2 separate regions of the Mus musculus genome follow, and region 2 is linked to region 1. A link is a loop called in an ENCODE intact Hi-C map of the cell type or tissue named here. Cell type or tissue: heart. All regions are shown on one strand.

Region 1 (8,000 bases):
CATAAGGAGAAGCAGCAAAAATTGATCAAGGCCTCGAGAGCACAAGGAGGAGGTAGAAGAGGGGAGAGCAGACATGTGAGCTCCCACATTCAGAAGCGGGGAGAGCCCTCGCTTTAGACAGGAGAGGCTGCTCTCACTGTGGGCTAACTCCAGAGGAACTGTCTTTCCAGATCTGTCGCTAAGGACAAAAGGACAATCTGGCTGGGCAAAGTGGGGTGACACAGACAGGAGTCATGCTCCCCAAGGCGTTCCTACTCTGACAGATGGGGAGATCTCCGACTATTCTGTGCTTGCTGGGTTGACAACAGGGCATGGGGGTCCAGAGCCTTTTGAATATAGAGGGTGGAAGTTAAATATGTAAGTGGTGTATCAATTGTTCCTATTAAAAAGGCAAAGAGAGAAAGGATGGGAGGAGAAGAGGAGAAGAAGGGAAAAGAGTTAGTGTGGGTGTGGGAGGGGATGGGAGGATGGGGAGAGGAAGGAAGACGGAGGGAGGGGAAGGTTAATGACCTCCCCTGAAAGAGCAGCAGAACCGGACCATCCGTTCTTCTGAGACCGACGCCCTTCACAAGAATAAGGTCAAGCAGCCGTTCTCACCTTGAGCACAAGAGAGAGTGTAGAATAAAATAAAAAAGATGCAAGTCTGTAAATGCAACGCGGGGTTACAAGTTGTAAAACAGACAACCTGTAGAATAACCCATTAAGGAATGAACGGGAACTAATCAGACCTAATGATCAGCAGTCAGTTGTCCCTGGATTTCAGGAAGGAGAGGCAGAGGTCAATGGGGCATTTAGCCGCACCAAGAATGGCTTAATACTTGGAATTCGTGTTGGCGCGTTAGCATTGACCTGGACATCGGTTTAAAATGGTAATGATCAGTAGCTGCAGGGGGTTGTGGGCGAATCCTGTTGCCATGTTTCTTGCCAGACTTTCTGCCTTCTAATAGATTTCCAGCTTTCACTTGTCATGGCTGTCATATTGATAAATCAGTTACAGGTAGCTTCTTGTATTACCCGTGACCCACCTTCCCAGTCGATGGCGGTAATTCAGCTTTCATTTCAAAGTATAAAGAATGTGCATTGGAAAGGATGTCTTTTCTTCATTAAGTTACGTGGTATGGGTCTCAAGTTTGAGGCTGAGGTAGGACTGTAAAAGATCATCTACCTGGCTTTCTTCTCTTTGGTGGAGTTGTGTGGGGTCTTTAAGGAACACGTGCAGTCACCTGTGTAAATCTTACGTAAATACCCTTATAAGCACCAAGCCCATGTAACCCCACCACCACCAAGTCTAGAAGCAGGGCAGTCACCATGGGGTAGGCAGTTCTCTCTGCCACCTTACGTACTTTCAAAGCCGCCATGGGTCTGACTTCTGCCCCCAGAGCTTGGTTTTCTCCTCGGAGCTTATCTAAATGAAATTACGTCATGTGTTTCTCCTTTCCTGTCCGATGTCTATCGTCCGATACTTTCTGTGCAGCTTTTATTATAGACGGTTCTCATTGTGTTAGTAGGTGAGTTAAATAGTCTGTTTTAGAGCGACTGGATGCTAGTGGCTAATCGTAACTTGCAGTCTGATTGTGTCTAGAAGCACCTAAGAGGTGAGCAAGGCACACCCTCTAGTTGTGTCTATGAAGGGCATTTCTATAAGACATAACTAGAGGGATGACAGGAAATGACTCATCCTGAATGTAAGTGGCACCATGGTGGGCTGTGGATGTGAGTAGGAAAAATTGGGGCCGTGTATAGAGTTAGAGAAATGGCTCAATAATTAATTACCCATCGCCCACATGAACCAACTGTAACTCTAGTTTTGATGTATCTGGCCCCCTCTTCTGGCCGCTGATGGTACTGCAAGCATGATGTACATACATGTATATGCAGGCAAATACCCATACGCAATAAAGAAAATCTTTTCAAGAGTAAACGTGCGGGTGTGTTCTCTCTCTGCTCTCTGGACGACATGATATAGGCTTCTCTGCCTTGCTGCTCACCTTCCCTGCCATAGTGAACTCAGACCCCCAAAACTGTGGGCCCAAAGAAACCGTTTCTTCCTCACCAACATGGGGCATTTTGTCACTAGCAGTGTGCACATTTGGGGCTGCTGACCATCGGGTACTCTTGTGGATTAGATACGGTGAACACTGGACGTGTCTTAGGTAGGCAGTTGTATTTAATTGCGGCCATTCTGGGCGTGTCCCAGCATCTCAGTGTGGTTTTGATGGGTCTAAGGGCACCAAGCCCTTGCTGTGTGTGGTTGGTCATTTGTACCCCCTCTTAGATAAAATCCTGTTAAGAGTTTTGTGAACTCTTTACTCAGGCTTCCCCATTGGTTTGTAGGTGTTGTTTACATATTATGGCTCTAGGCATAGTAGATAGAGTGTAGCGGGCTTTTGTGGACAAGCTGTTTCTAAGGTTGCTAAGTTCATTTCCCCCCTTTGTGGTTGGTTTAGTCTTTCAAGGTGAAACCAACCACAGAGTGCATTATCTGGAATTCACACTGTGTTTAGAAGAAGACAGAACTCTAATTCTGTTTGGACTTATATTGAAATAATGTCGTCCTTCTAGGTACAGGGCAAATGCTATGGTGACTGTTGACACAGTCTCAGGTCGCAAGCCTGAGGTCCTCCTGTCTCAGCCTCCTGGGTGCTGAGAGCACAGGTGTAGAGCACCATGCCATACTTGACTGTTTACCAAGTATCTGTTGATGACTGGTTGTAGCAGGCTCTGAACAGCTGTTGAGTGGAATCTGTTTCTTTTGCCATTCTCTCAACTTGGTGATTCCTATTTCCCCAGTGATGACTCTGTGGTTCCCACGTTCTTATTACACATCAGCCAGTTTTGTGTCACACACACACACACACACACACACGCATGCACACACAAGCTGTGTGACAAGCATCCCATCTACCTCTGTAGCTGTTGCTTATTTCTGTCTTTGCAGTGCAGTGGACCACAGTCACAACAGCCTGTTGCTGCGAGTGTTATTCCTACAGTGAGTCCAGACTCAGCTTACTGAATCAGACAGAGCAGAGTCTCAGCCTCAGCCCTGCTGCCCCTGAGACCAGATAATCCTTTGTTGGAGTCCTGTTCTGTCCTTACAGAATGCCAAGCAGCAGTCCTTGACTCCATCCACTAGGTGGCAGTAGCGTCTTCAGCAACAACAAGGCTGACTCCAGAGATTGCCTGACCCTATGGAGAGTACCTTATCTAGGGCAACTTCAGGTTATTTTTGCAGATGGTGAAACTAGACAACTCCAGACAATTTCCCAGACTGGTTAATTTTTATTCTCACTCAGACATGTTAGGGAGCTTTGATTCCCTCGCATCTTTGTGAACTGCTACGGCATCTCTTTTCTCTGTGAGCAGACCTTTTGAACAGATGTCTTTTGATAGAACGTTACGATTCTGAGGGTGCCGATGTCCCTGGGATTATAGCTAGCACAGGAGATGGGCCAAGATCCAGGTGTGGTTCAGCGTGCAGAAGCCACCCACTAAGGGACAAGGACATCTGCAGAGCTGAGCTGGTTAAGCTGGTTAAGGAGCTGGTTAAGCTAGTTAAGGAGCTGGTTAAGCTAGTTAAGGAGCTGGTTGCAGGACAGAAGGCTGGGTGGCTGTCGGCTTTACATTCTGCAGTTGAGTGAGCCAGCCCCGAGTGTGACCTTCTGCCTCCGGTTTCTGCCCATGCTCACCTCTCTCTGTTTTCTCTCACTGGGCGATTGAAGTCAATTCCCAGTCGGCAAAACCCAGATAAGCAGAAACTAAACAGAAATCACACTGTTGTGTTAAGATAGTCACTGCTCACTTCCTGAAGAATATTATTCCAGATGCTTGTAGGCCAGCCTTTCTCACCCATAAAACTGGCCGTTCTGTTAACTTTAAAGGTCTGGCGAGCCAAGCATAGAAGACTGGAAGTCTGCGAGGGTGGTAGAGAGAGCAGTGAGAGAGCAGAGGGTTTTCAGCTTCTGCTTTCCATTCTTGATTTTTCCCAGGCATTGCAGCAGTCATGTCTTCCTTAAAAGGAAATGTTTGCACACTTAAATGTATATTATCTGGAGGGCTGGAAAGTTAAAGGTCAGCACAAGTTAGAAAGGTGTCACCACGCAGGCTGGTTCCAACAAAGACTTCACCCCGCAGGTTGTCAAAGGAAAAAATGCTGGTGTTGTACATTGCTTTGTAGGCCACGGTGTCTCGGCTACAGGTCTTTCCCTGTTGATCAGACATAAATCTGAGCCAGGGTGATAATTCTATTATTCCCCTGACAGCCGAGCATATGTGGGGAGGGTAAGAGGTGAGTGTCACCTAGGACATGAGTCAGAAGAGGCAGGGGAGAGAACAGCATCCATGGTGCAGCCTACCCTGGCGAGGAGACACAACAAAATGCAGACTTAGTTTGCCCTGCAGAGAGCTGTTGAGACCCAGAAGCCTGTGCAGCAGCAGGAACGGACATGGTGTGTTCTGGGTGGACTTTTATCCGCAAATAGAGACCCAAATGAGGACTGAAACCACCGCTCATACTTTCACTGCAGAGGGTCGTGGTGGGTGTGGGAAGCCTGATTTCTGGCCTGTTCCACAGGCCCTTCAGGAAACACTCACACTAACAACATGTGTGTCCATATAAGGGAATGTTTAGAGCTGTGCTTGCTGGCTGGCTAGGCCTGGCCCTGAGCCCCCTTCATACCAGAAAGCCAGAGTCCAGATGGGGGTAGTGGGAGGCGCTTAGCCTCATTCGCTGAGTTAGTTCTTCAAGCATACTTGACAAAGACAGCCACCTAATACATGAGTGGAATTTGTCTTTTTATTGCCTTAAGACTTAAAGCCAGATGTTACTTAAGAAAACACTCTTTTGAGATTGGTCTCATGATTCTCTCTAGGAAATCAGCTGAAAATGGTCATTTTCTTTCAACCCAGGAGCAGAGCTTGATAGAGTCAAAGGCCATTTTCCACATAAATCTGACATCATGAGGGTCACAAGGACGTTTTAAATCTAAGCACGGTGGATCTTTGTGATTCGCTTTAGCCAAGAGAAGCCGAGTCCCCTGCCTCAAAGACTCAGCACATTGCAAACATACTGGATTTGGGCATTTGGCAGAAGTCCTTCCGGCCCCTCCGTTTTAAATGAAGTATAAATGGGAAAGAAAATGTTAAAGCAGAGAGCTGCACAGAATTCACCTACAGACCCTTTGAAGACTTTTGATGTGGGTTCCTTACAGTAAATCAGTTTTGGATCCTGACGCCAAATGCCTGTTCACTTTTACTTAATTCTGCTAACAACAAATAGTTGTACAGGAGGCCTGGGTCCGGTTAGCTCTGTAGGCCTCCCTCACCACAGTCCATTAGCGGGCATCCCAGGAATGATGCACTTTAGTGTGATGCTTGGTCCATGCAGATGTCCTGAGAGTGATTGTTAGCTCAGCCCTTAGCTACGTGTGCAGAAGCAGAATGGTCACACTGCAGTCCCCAGATGAGGCGACATTGACTCTTTCTCTTCTGAGACAGGGGTCTTTCTGTATACGCAGGGCTGGCCTCAGACTCCTCTCGTGCCTTCCCAGCTCTGCATTACTGACTTTGGCACCTGCTCTGGTACCAAAGCATTTCTCTTTGTAAAGTCGTTTCTTGCTTTAGAAAACTCATTCTGGGGGCTGAGGAGATGGGTCTGAGAATAAGGTACAAGTGGGAGAAGTATGAAGACCTGAGTTTGGATCCCCAGAGACTGGATGCAGGAGCACACATCAGCCACCCTGGTGGTCCAACATTGATGAGATGGGAGGCAGAGACAGGAGAGTCCCCAGAAGCTTACAGGACTGGCCGGCCTGGTGTGTGCAGCATTCAATAATATCCAGTGGCTAAGGCTAGGAAGTGAAGACCAACATCTGACGTTATCCTCTGACCTCCACACATACATCACACACACACACACACACACACACACACACACACACACACAATTGTACTCTGGCCTCCACACATGTACTGTCTCATGCACAAATACACATGCACACAAAAGACTTTACATCATGGTTAAAAAAAAAAAGCTATAAAAATGAGACTTAAAAAGCTAAATCAAATGAGACTCTGATTATATATTCTATGTTGCTGAGAAGTCTTTTACTTTTAGCTGATCTCAGTGTTTGATGTTGAAGGTAATTATGTAGCAGTGGGACCTGGCTTTTTGTCTATGATTCAGAACAGTCACAGCCATGGTGACAAACTATCCCCTGGGGGTCTTTGCATGGACCTTCTAAGGCTATTCACCCTGTAGCATTGGAGGAGGGGAAAGAAAACCAACCAGGAATCAGAAAAGTTAGGAAAAGAGGTCCTGGGTAGCTACAGTAGTTACAACACAGCAGGAAGATGCAGATGCGAAGTTAGGAAAACTTGTGTTTCTCCCAGCCACCTCCAGCCCATGGGAGGATTCTCGTTGGTAGCCTGTACCTCAGAGCCAGTTCTTTTATCTCATTTGTAAAACTTGGGCCTCAGCTAGTACTGAACTCTGCCCCAGCTATCTGATGCTTGACCAGGAAGTGTCAGCTCAAGAACAAGAAAATTCGAATGAACTGTGAAGTTGTTCAATCCAGATTAGAAAGAGGCCATGTGGGACCTACAGGCAGTCCCAAGAGAACCTTCTGCTGGCCTCTGTTTTCCCGCAGGTCATAGCTAGATGACTTGCCTTTCATTTCAGGGGCTTTCAGGGAAAAACAAACAAACCAATTCTTTCTCGTGGTGCTCAATAGGGGGAAATACCTAAACCTAACTCCTCTGAGGGTTGCCCCTCTTCAGGGCAGAGCTGAGGCAGGGGCATGCTGAAAGGAAGCTTTACTGAGTCTGCCTGGCTTCCATCCTGGCACTCAGTGTGTGGGACCGGATTTTCATCTCCTGGATGGTATTAAATCTTTGCACTTGACATTCTTCTCCCTGACCTCTCATGTCCCATGACATGCCAGCCCCAGACATATGACAACCCCTCTGAGATTCTTTCTTGGTCAGTGATTGCAGGGTCATTGATTGGCTTTGCATCAGAAGCACGGGCTATGGCTGGAGGGTTCATTCTGCAGCTTAGTGTGGGCCCTGCAGAAATGGGAGCAGTCTGCCAGGTTTTGAAATAAAAAATGCAGTGGCGGCTTGGGAAGCCTCTAGAGCTGTGGTTCCCGACCTGCAGGCTATGACCCCTTGGGGTTGGGGTCAGGAGACCCTTTCACAGAGGTTGCCTAAGACATATATTTACATTATGATTCATAACAGGAGCACAATCTCAGTTAGGAAGCAGCAACAGTGTCACCGCCTTCCTCGGGCCCCTGAAACCTGTCACCACCTTCCTCCCGCTCCTGAAGCCTGTGCTCTTGTGTTACCACCGCAGTGTGTTCTTTTTAAGAAAATAATATTTATGTTTTGTTCTGCATCTGTGGCCTGCCCCGGGTGTAGCCTAAAACAAAAGCAAATATTGATTGCAGCACACCTACATAAACACCACTCCTATCTATCGAGAGACCAGAGGCTTTTGATTTTAAAATAGAGAAGAAACTTCCAAGCTTACATAGGAAGTCCCAAACTCCCAAACTCAAGAGAGTCTAATATGTCTCCTGTCTCTCACATGTCTGCACACCTGACTTAAAAAGAAAAAAAGAAAGATAGGGAGACAGGGTTTCCTGTGGTCCAGATTGGCCTCTGACTAGGCATGTAGTCGGGGATGGCCGTCAACCCCTGATCCTCCTGCCTCCACCTCCCAAGCACTAGGACCTAGACAAGCACTGTATCACCTAAGCAATATCCCCAGCCCCTGTATCTTCAGCTGTATCACCTAAGCCCCTGTATCTTCAGCCCCTGTATCTTCAGCTGTATCACCTAAGCCCCTGTATCTTCAGCCCCTGTATCCCCAGCCCCTGTATCTTCAGCTGTATCACCTAAGCCCCTGTATCTTCAGCCGCTGTATCCCCAGCCCCTGTATCTTCAGCTTTATTCTGAGATTATTAATCACTTGGTACATGACCAGCATTGTGCTCATCTTT
Region 2 (8,000 bases), 62 kb after region 1:
TTCTACAGTGAATGGAGGCTACGGCTACCTGAAGGACCCAATGTGGTGGGCTGGAATGGCTACCAGTAAGTGGCTTCTTCACGACTAAGAACAGTGATCTACTGATAGCTGGGATGGAGATGAAGGGGAGGGCAAGATGAAAGGGTTCTGTCTCTGTTATAGACACTGGGAGCCAAGGTCAACTTCCTTGGGAAAATCTTGCCTCTGCAGACATCTTACTCTGTGCAATCACTTTTCTCAGCTCTAAAGGAGGCCCCTTCCATGAAGATAACGATACAGGTGCAGAGGCTTGGGGTGTAGCTCAGGTGGGAGAGCATTTGCCTAGCACACACAAAGCCCTCAGTTCAATCCTAAGTGCTACATAAAACAAGCGCAGTGAACGTGCCTGTCATCCCAGCACTCCAGAGGCGGAGGCGAAGGGGCAGAAGTTCTAAGTCACCCTCAGTTACGTAGCAAATTCTACACATGTATTCTTTCAGCTACTACTGAAATACAGGGCACTGGTAACACCTTCTCTTGGACACAGTCATGGGTCTCCATCTGTAGACTTTGGGAACCTAAAGTAACTTCCCTATTCCATGCAATTAAGAGCTCGGCCCACTTTGAGCATGGATGCCCCGCTACTTTGTCTAGACTTGTACACTTTCACATCACTCCTGCTCTCCACATGCTCTTTCTGGCTATCAAAGCCCAATTATTTTAAAAAATAATTTTTGATGATGGTGGTGGTAGTGGTGGTGGTGGTGGGGTGTGTGTGTGTGTGTGCGCGTGCGCACTCGCTCGCGTGATGCATGCATATAGTGGGGAGAGGATGTTCCTGCCCACCCATATACATGCAAAGACCAGAGGAAGATGTCAGGTGTCTTCCCCTAGTGCTTTCCACTTTAATTTTTGAAACAGGGTTTCTCACTAAACATGAGGTTCCCCATTGATGCTAGGCTGGCCGGCCAATAAGTTCTGTCTCCACCCTACCATGCTGGAGCTACAGGCACACTCAGCCATGACTGGGATTTACATGGGTACTGAGGACTTGAACTCAGGTCTTCTTGCTTACACAGCAAGCGACCTTAACCGCTGAGACATCTTCTTAGCCCCCAAAGCCCAATTCTTCTAGGTAGAAAATAACATCAATACTCATCCAAATAGGGTTTTAATCCTTACCTTGGGCAGAGCTATCCCACTCACCATCTCCCCGCACACAGGAGACATGGAAAAGGTTCTGTAGGCAAGGGCAGACCAGAGGCTCAGATAAATGGAAAGTATTCTTGGCTCTTTGGTGGTTCAGCCATCTCTAAGCCTCCTGTCTTAGACTATTGCCTTAGTTTGGTTCTTCTTGCTGTGATAGAACACTGACCCAGAGCAACTCCAGGAGGCGAGGGTTTGGTTGACTTACAGGCTTCTGTAAAGCTACCCTAGGTCTGTCCCTCACTGAGGGAAGCCAAGGCAAGAACTCAGAAACTGAGAGGCCACAGAAGAGTGTTCCCTCCTGGTGTACTTCTCTTAGCTCACTCACCTCGTGTTCTTATAAATCCCAGGGCCACTTGCTAAGATGTGCAATCGGGACAATGTCCTCACAGACTTGCCTTCAGGCCAGCCTGGTGGGGTGCTTTCCTTCTCAGATGAGAGTAGCTTATGCCCAATTGATGAAAACAGTAACAACAACCACAGCAACAACAACAACAACGACAACAAAACAACTAATCAGCACAACTGTCCACAGTTCCCCTAGTAAAGAATAGTTGATGGACCAAGTGGTACTCAAAGAATCCAAAGTTTATTTAATAACTGATTTTCTAGAACTTATTTTAAAGATAGACATGAAGGCATGTCAGCCTGTGATACACACTTTACAGAGTATGTACTGAAAGTTAAAGGACATCCAAAACATGGCAGCTTTTCAGGTCACTGTGAGCTTAGGACTTGGGCCTTGCCACCTTTATAGTACAGTGGGAGAACACAGAGTCTGGGTCTGACCTTGTCTCCAAGGAGACAGCATCCGGATGGGATCTGAGGGAGTGCTGGTCTTGGGTTTTAGTTTGCAGTTGAACTGACCGACGCCATCTCTGCCCAGATTCATCTGGAATGGACGTGGTGCCTTGGAGTTACACTGGCCTCTTTTCCCCTCTAATTTCCTAGTGTCTGCTGGAGAAGTTGCCAACTTCGGGGCCTATGCATTTGCACCTGCGACGGTTGTCACACCGCTGGGAGCACTGAGCGTCCTCATAAGGTCACTGTCCCCTCTTTTGACACCTCTTTCCTGTTTTCAATTTGTTGAGACCTGAATTTACCAAAGTGGGAGCATCAACCCCAAACTGGTCCAGGCCTGGGAAGAAGGACCATGCTATTCAGAGCTCCAGGCCCTAAGACTGATGGCTGCCATGGGCCTCAGTATCCCCTCAATGAACTAAGAACATGAGCCCTAGTGTTCTTTTGTTTATAGTGTACATGTAGTACATGTATACGGGAATACGTGTGCATACAGTTGCACGTGCATCTGTTTACACTTCTGTGTAAGCTGACTGTGGGGGGCAGAGGGCAGAGTTCATTGTCTTCCTTAGTTTCTACCTTAGTTTTTCACAATGTCTCTCACTGCCTGGACCTCACCAATTGGCTAGTCTGGAGCTCACCAATTAATTGGTTAGGCTGACTGGCCAATCAGCTCAGGAATCCTCTGGTCTCTGCCTCACCAGCACAAGGATTATAGGCACAAGCCAGCACACCTAGTTTTTAGGTGTGTCCTGGGGATTTGAACTCAGGTCCTCATGCTTGCCATTTTCCCAGGCCCAAGTACTAATCCATACCTAAACCTTAGCAGTTATGGATTCAAAAGTCTCGCAGTCAAGCCTTAATTCATTCATATGCAAAATAGAATGCTAATGATACACACCCAGACTGCTAAATGGGGCTACAACATAGTGAATGGATTTAGAAAAAAAAAAAAAAACTAGCTCCAAGCAGCTGCGGCTACAATTTACAGAGGAAAACTACCCATTAGATCGTCTGAGTGTAACCCGTGTAGTAACTAACTTAATCCTTCCATTTGTTCCCAAGACCCAGAGGGTTTAAGTGCTTTGGCCAAAGTAACTCTCTAGCAAGTTCTACTTGACCTATTTCTTTTCCTTGGGTGGTAGAGCAACCCCTTTTCTACTTGCGTATGGCAATATGAAGACTCTGCTACCAGGCCAGGCTCCACCCTATGCGGGATAATTCCCCGCCAGATGTGAGCAGCTGTGCTATATACTATGTTGCCTCTCGTGAAAGACTTAGCAAACAACAATTTTAAAACTAAAAGATGGTAGAGCTGGTGATATAGGAGTGTTCACCTAGTATGCCCGGGTTTGACTGCTAACACCCCCAAACAACCCAAACAATAAAATAATTACGCCTAAGCATTTGTGCCTCTCATCACCCCATTTCTCTCAAGCTATGGACGTAGGTACTTCTGTGGGGGTCCTTAAGCCACATCGGAAGGGTACTCTCATTTAGGAGCTACCTCTGGAGCTCTGGTAAACCGCAGCCAACCACACCTGGCACCCATAATATCTTCTGTGTTGTTTCACTTGGTGATAATTTCACAACATTTACAATTGTGAAGCAAGTAGATTTCCGACTCTTCAGTGCACAACTGGCCTGACTGGTGTCTCTGCTCAGTAGAGGTGCTTCCCAAATCCCATTCCTGGGATGTGCCTGTGTGAAATAGTTGGGGCTTGCTTTGAGAGGCATGGGATTTTTTTTAAGATTTTGTTTATTTATTATATATAGGTACACTGTCGCTGTCTTCAGACACTCCAGAAGAGGGAGTCAGATTTTGTTACGGATGGTTGTGAGCCACCATGTGGTTGCTGGGATTTGAACTCCGGACCTTCGGAAGAGCAATCGGGTGCTCTAACCCACTGAGCCATCTCACCAGCCCCCTGAGGCATGGGATTCTTAACTGCTTGGTGCCTGTGTGAAATAGTTGGGGCTTGCTTCTCCAGCCTTGCCTAATTTGCATATAGCCCTAGGACCACCTACCCAGGGATGGCACCGCCCACAGGGAACTGAGTGGTCCGAATCACATCAATCATCAATCAAGAAAATGTCCCACAGGCTTGCTTACAAGCCAAGACTTTTTGATGTTACCTAGGTCCCAGGACAACCAATACATTTTTAGTGTGAACTAATGCTGCCTTCATAATGCAAGTGAGCTCATGGCTCATTCCCAGCCTGCCCAGTCCCCCTTTTTCTTCCCTTACCTAGACAATCAGAAAGAACAGAAATGATATCACCAAGGAGCTAGAAGGATTTTACTCAGGAAAGATTCTAGAAAGCATAAAAGTTCTCTTTAACATAGAGGAAAACTCACTAGCTTTGTAATAAGATCAAAGTATTGCTCAAAACCTGCCTTTGCCACTTACCAGTCAAAGGACTTTGCCGAATCATTTAAACTTCTATGAGCTCAGTTTTCTTATCTGTAAAGTGGGAGCAGTATATGTTAATTCACAGAGTTGCCAGATTGACTCTAACACAGAACTTATTAAGAAATTCATGGCCCCAAACATAGTGTTTGTTATTATTGTTGTGGTGATTTATATTGCCATATGCAAGTGAAAGAGAAGTAGATTCATATTCTATGACCCAAGGAACAGGAATGGAACAAGGAACAGAAATTGACAGAAAACGTATGTGGGGTACATAGTGTGAACCCGCAATGTACGCATTTGGCTTGCTTCATGCAACCAGATGCATACAAGCCATGGTTGAAAAACATCTCCTGGCAATACTGCCGAACAATAGGTTCAGTCAATGGGGAGTCAGACAAGAGTACTTTGAAAGGCTCTTTCAACTTGTCTTTGTTTGCTTTTTATTGCTATGATGAGACATCATTATCAAAGGTAACTTGGAGAGGAAGGGATTTATTGGGCTTACATATTGCATCATGGAGGAAAGCCAAGAACTTTGAGGCAGAAACTAAAGTAGAAGCCATATAGGAGCTTGCTCCTCTTGGCTTGTAAAATTTGCTTTCTTATACACCCCAGGACTATCCAGGGATGGTACTGCCCACAGTTCATCCATATCAATCAAGAAAATGCCCTCCATTGCTTGTCTACAGGCCAATCTGATGGGGGCATTTGCTGAACTGAGGTCACCTCTTCTCAGATTACTTTAGCTGTGTCAACTTGACAATAGACCAACCAAGGAGATCTATGTGTATTTCTGCTTGTCCAGCACACATTACAATCCCCTAGAAGTGTGTTTCTACTTTTGAAAGGTTTGGGGTTAGACAGAGGGAATCTAGGAAGCCTTCTACAGAGAGAAGTGAGTTCTGGACTGTTGTTCTCCATAAGTATTCACTCAACCCCCAGTGTGTCTTTTGTAGGTCTGGGATAGGCACCCCCTTCAATCCCTCTCTCCCATCCCCCTATACAGTGCCATCTTTTCCTCCTACTGCCTGGGAGAGAGCCTGAATCTACTGGGGAAACTGGGCTGTGTGATCTGTATGGCTGGCAGCACAGTGATGGTCATACATGCCCCCAAAGAGGAGAAGGTCACCACTGTTGCAGAGATGGCTTCCAAGATGAAAGACACAGGTAGGTTTCAAGCACTGGGTTTGCAGAAAACACAAGGGGATGAATTGTGTATAGAGTAATTGGGCTCTGGCCATCTTCAGGCTGCCCCCTTGAGGAAAAGATGAACAGCAGAGAGGAAGCTGGATGGTACCTGCTTGCAAGGCTTCCCGGATTGATGTAAATACGTAGTATTTATAATTTATCATGTGCCAGGCATGTCTCTAAATACACATTATTTTTATTATAAAACATTTTATGCAAGACGATGCATCAGCTCATAGAACAGCTCTTCAAGATAAAAGGAATCCCATTGTTTTGTTCTTTTTTTTTTTTTAACAAATGGGGAAACTAAGGTCTAAAGAGTTTAGTAACTTGCATAAGTTACTAAAAAGGGTTACTATAAGGTCTGAGGCTGGGACTAGAACCCACCTCTGTTGGGCTATAAGTCTGGGGCCCTAGATACCCTTGAGTCCTTTGCTGAATAACTTTTACCCATCCTTCCTGAAGGGTTCATCGTCTTTGCTGTCCTTCTGGTGGTGTCTTGCCTCATCCTCATCTTCATTGTTGCCCCACGTTACGGGCAAAGGAATATCCTCATTTACATCATCATCTGCTCCGTGATCGGATCCTTCTCCGTGACTGCCGTCAAGGGGCTTGGTGTCACCATTAGGAACTTCTTCCAGGGCTTACCAGTTGTGCGGCACCCTCTCCCTTACATCCTGTCCCTCATCCTGGGTCTTTCTATCATCATCCAGGTCAACTTCCTCAACAGGGCACTGGATATTTTCAACACCTCATTGGTCTTCCCCATCTACTACGTTTTCTTCACCACGGTGGTGGTGGCCTCCTCCATCGTCCTCTTCAAGGAGTGGTATACCATGTCTGCTGTGGACATTGTGGGCACCCTGTCTGGCTTCGTCACCATCATCCTGGGTGTTTTTATGCTTCACGCTTTCAAGGATTTGGACATCAACCAAATCAGCTTGCCCCACACGCACAAAAACCCAACTCCAGCTCCCGCCCCAGAGCCCACAGTCATTAAACTAGAAGACAAGAATGTCCTTGTAGATAACATAGAACTTGCCAGCACACCATCACCCCAACAGAAGCCCAAAGTATTTATGACCGATTCTTAAAGCCTGGAATGCATGAGTAAGAGGAGGCAGCCAATGGTCCAGCCTGACCTCTCAAGTTCACAACTACCTGGTTACTTTCAGCACATCTGTTGCCAAGGGCTAGTTTCTTTTTTTGAGATATTCATTTATACCTCACTGCTGTTCCTAGACGAAGAAGAAAAATCCCTACCCAGTAAGGTAGGGGCAGGACTTCCTGGAGATACAGCCTTGGTGACTAAATCCACAAGTCTCTGTTAGAACCAGCAAGTCCCCAGAGCCTCTCCCCTCTGGGTCCCTCAACACCACCATGTTGTTGGTAGAATTTGACCTGCTGAATGTAGCCCAGCTCAAGAACTTCCCTCAGCTATCGGTCATCGGGAACTCCTTCACACCAATTAGCCTGTCAGGCTGGACTTCTCAGTCCTTAGCCCGGGAATGGAGCTTGTGGGGGAGTGCAGAGCAATCTGCATGCCTCGTCATGCCAAGGTGTGTAGCACATACTAAGTAGCCTGGTGTTTCTTGTAGACAGAAGCAAGACCCCAGCTGACCTTCTTACTGTGAATACCACCTGATGTCTCAGGGAAGTTTCAACTGGCCCATTCTCCAAGCACTTGAGGTCACATCTTGTTGTCTGTGCCTCCAGTGGCAGGCACTACTATCCTTCCCTCTCTGCCCATCCCAAGATACCAGTCACTGACACGTGTAGGCTGTAGCCTTAGAACCAACAGCAGGGGATGCCTCCTAGTCCAGCTCCGCTGTTCAAACCCATGTTCACCTAGCAGCCTCTGGGAAGAGAACAGCACTGTGCTGTCATGCTGGAATTTAGCAGAATGCAATTTCTTTGCATCAAGAAATTGACTATGATATGACTTGGGGAAGAGGGGGAGAGTATAAGACACAATGTCATGGTTGTCTGAATGGAGTCATGGGCTCTATGGAAACCTGGACATAATGTTTGGCCTGACTCAGATTCGAGCAAGGACCAGACCTCTGGGGAAATTTCCTAGCTGTATCTAGTGGAATTGGATTAGAATCCCAATAATCAAATGGGAGTGCAGGCTTGACACAGCCTTGTTGGCCCAACTGGAACTGAGTTTATCTCCATTGACAACCTAGCTGCCCACACTGGAAACAGCATGCCATGAGTCCTCCACCATCACCTGCTCTTAGGGTCACTTTTGGTGACCTTACATTTGGCCAGAAGCAGTCAGAGAATAGCAGCTGGAGAGAGAGAGAGAGAGAGAGAGAGAGAGAGAGAGAGAGAGAGAGAGAGAGAGAGAGCCTTTTCTTCCAGTTCTTACAGCTGTGAAAGTGTAGACTTGACACAAGGAGCATA

What was found. Peaks named below come from ENCODE experiments on the same cell type or tissue, not always from the same donor. Only the 100,000 strongest peaks of a DNase experiment are listed, where the experiment ranks them.
Region 2: a loop joins it to region 1, with 2.3 times the contacts of the local background. A loop is called at or near these places in 3 of 42 quality-filtered maps.

Annotation. Positions count from the first base shown.
Region 1 is chr11:46,210,690-46,218,689 of GRCm38, reverse strand. The region is part of intron 26 of Cyfip2 (cytoplasmic FMR1 interacting protein 2); the gene reads left to right. Among named protein-coding and RNA genes, the nearest start is that of Fndc9, 21 kb to the left of the region's middle. In heart, CTCF peaks have their summits at 1,829 (motif pointing left) and 3,127 (motif pointing right); a DNase peak (open chromatin) is centred at 3,119; H3K27ac peaks cover 5,958 bases.
Region 2 is chr11:46,148,831-46,156,830 of GRCm38, reverse strand. Nipal4 (NIPA-like domain containing 4) reads left to right here. Exons shown (of 6, transcript NM_172524.3): 3 at 9-65; 4 at 2,137-2,227; 5 at 5,410-5,570; 6 at 6,057-8,000. The coding sequence ends at 6,685. Among named protein-coding and RNA genes, the nearest start is that of Gm35624, 13 kb to the left of the region's middle. In heart, no CTCF peak of the experiment used is centred here; no DNase peak of the experiment used is centred here.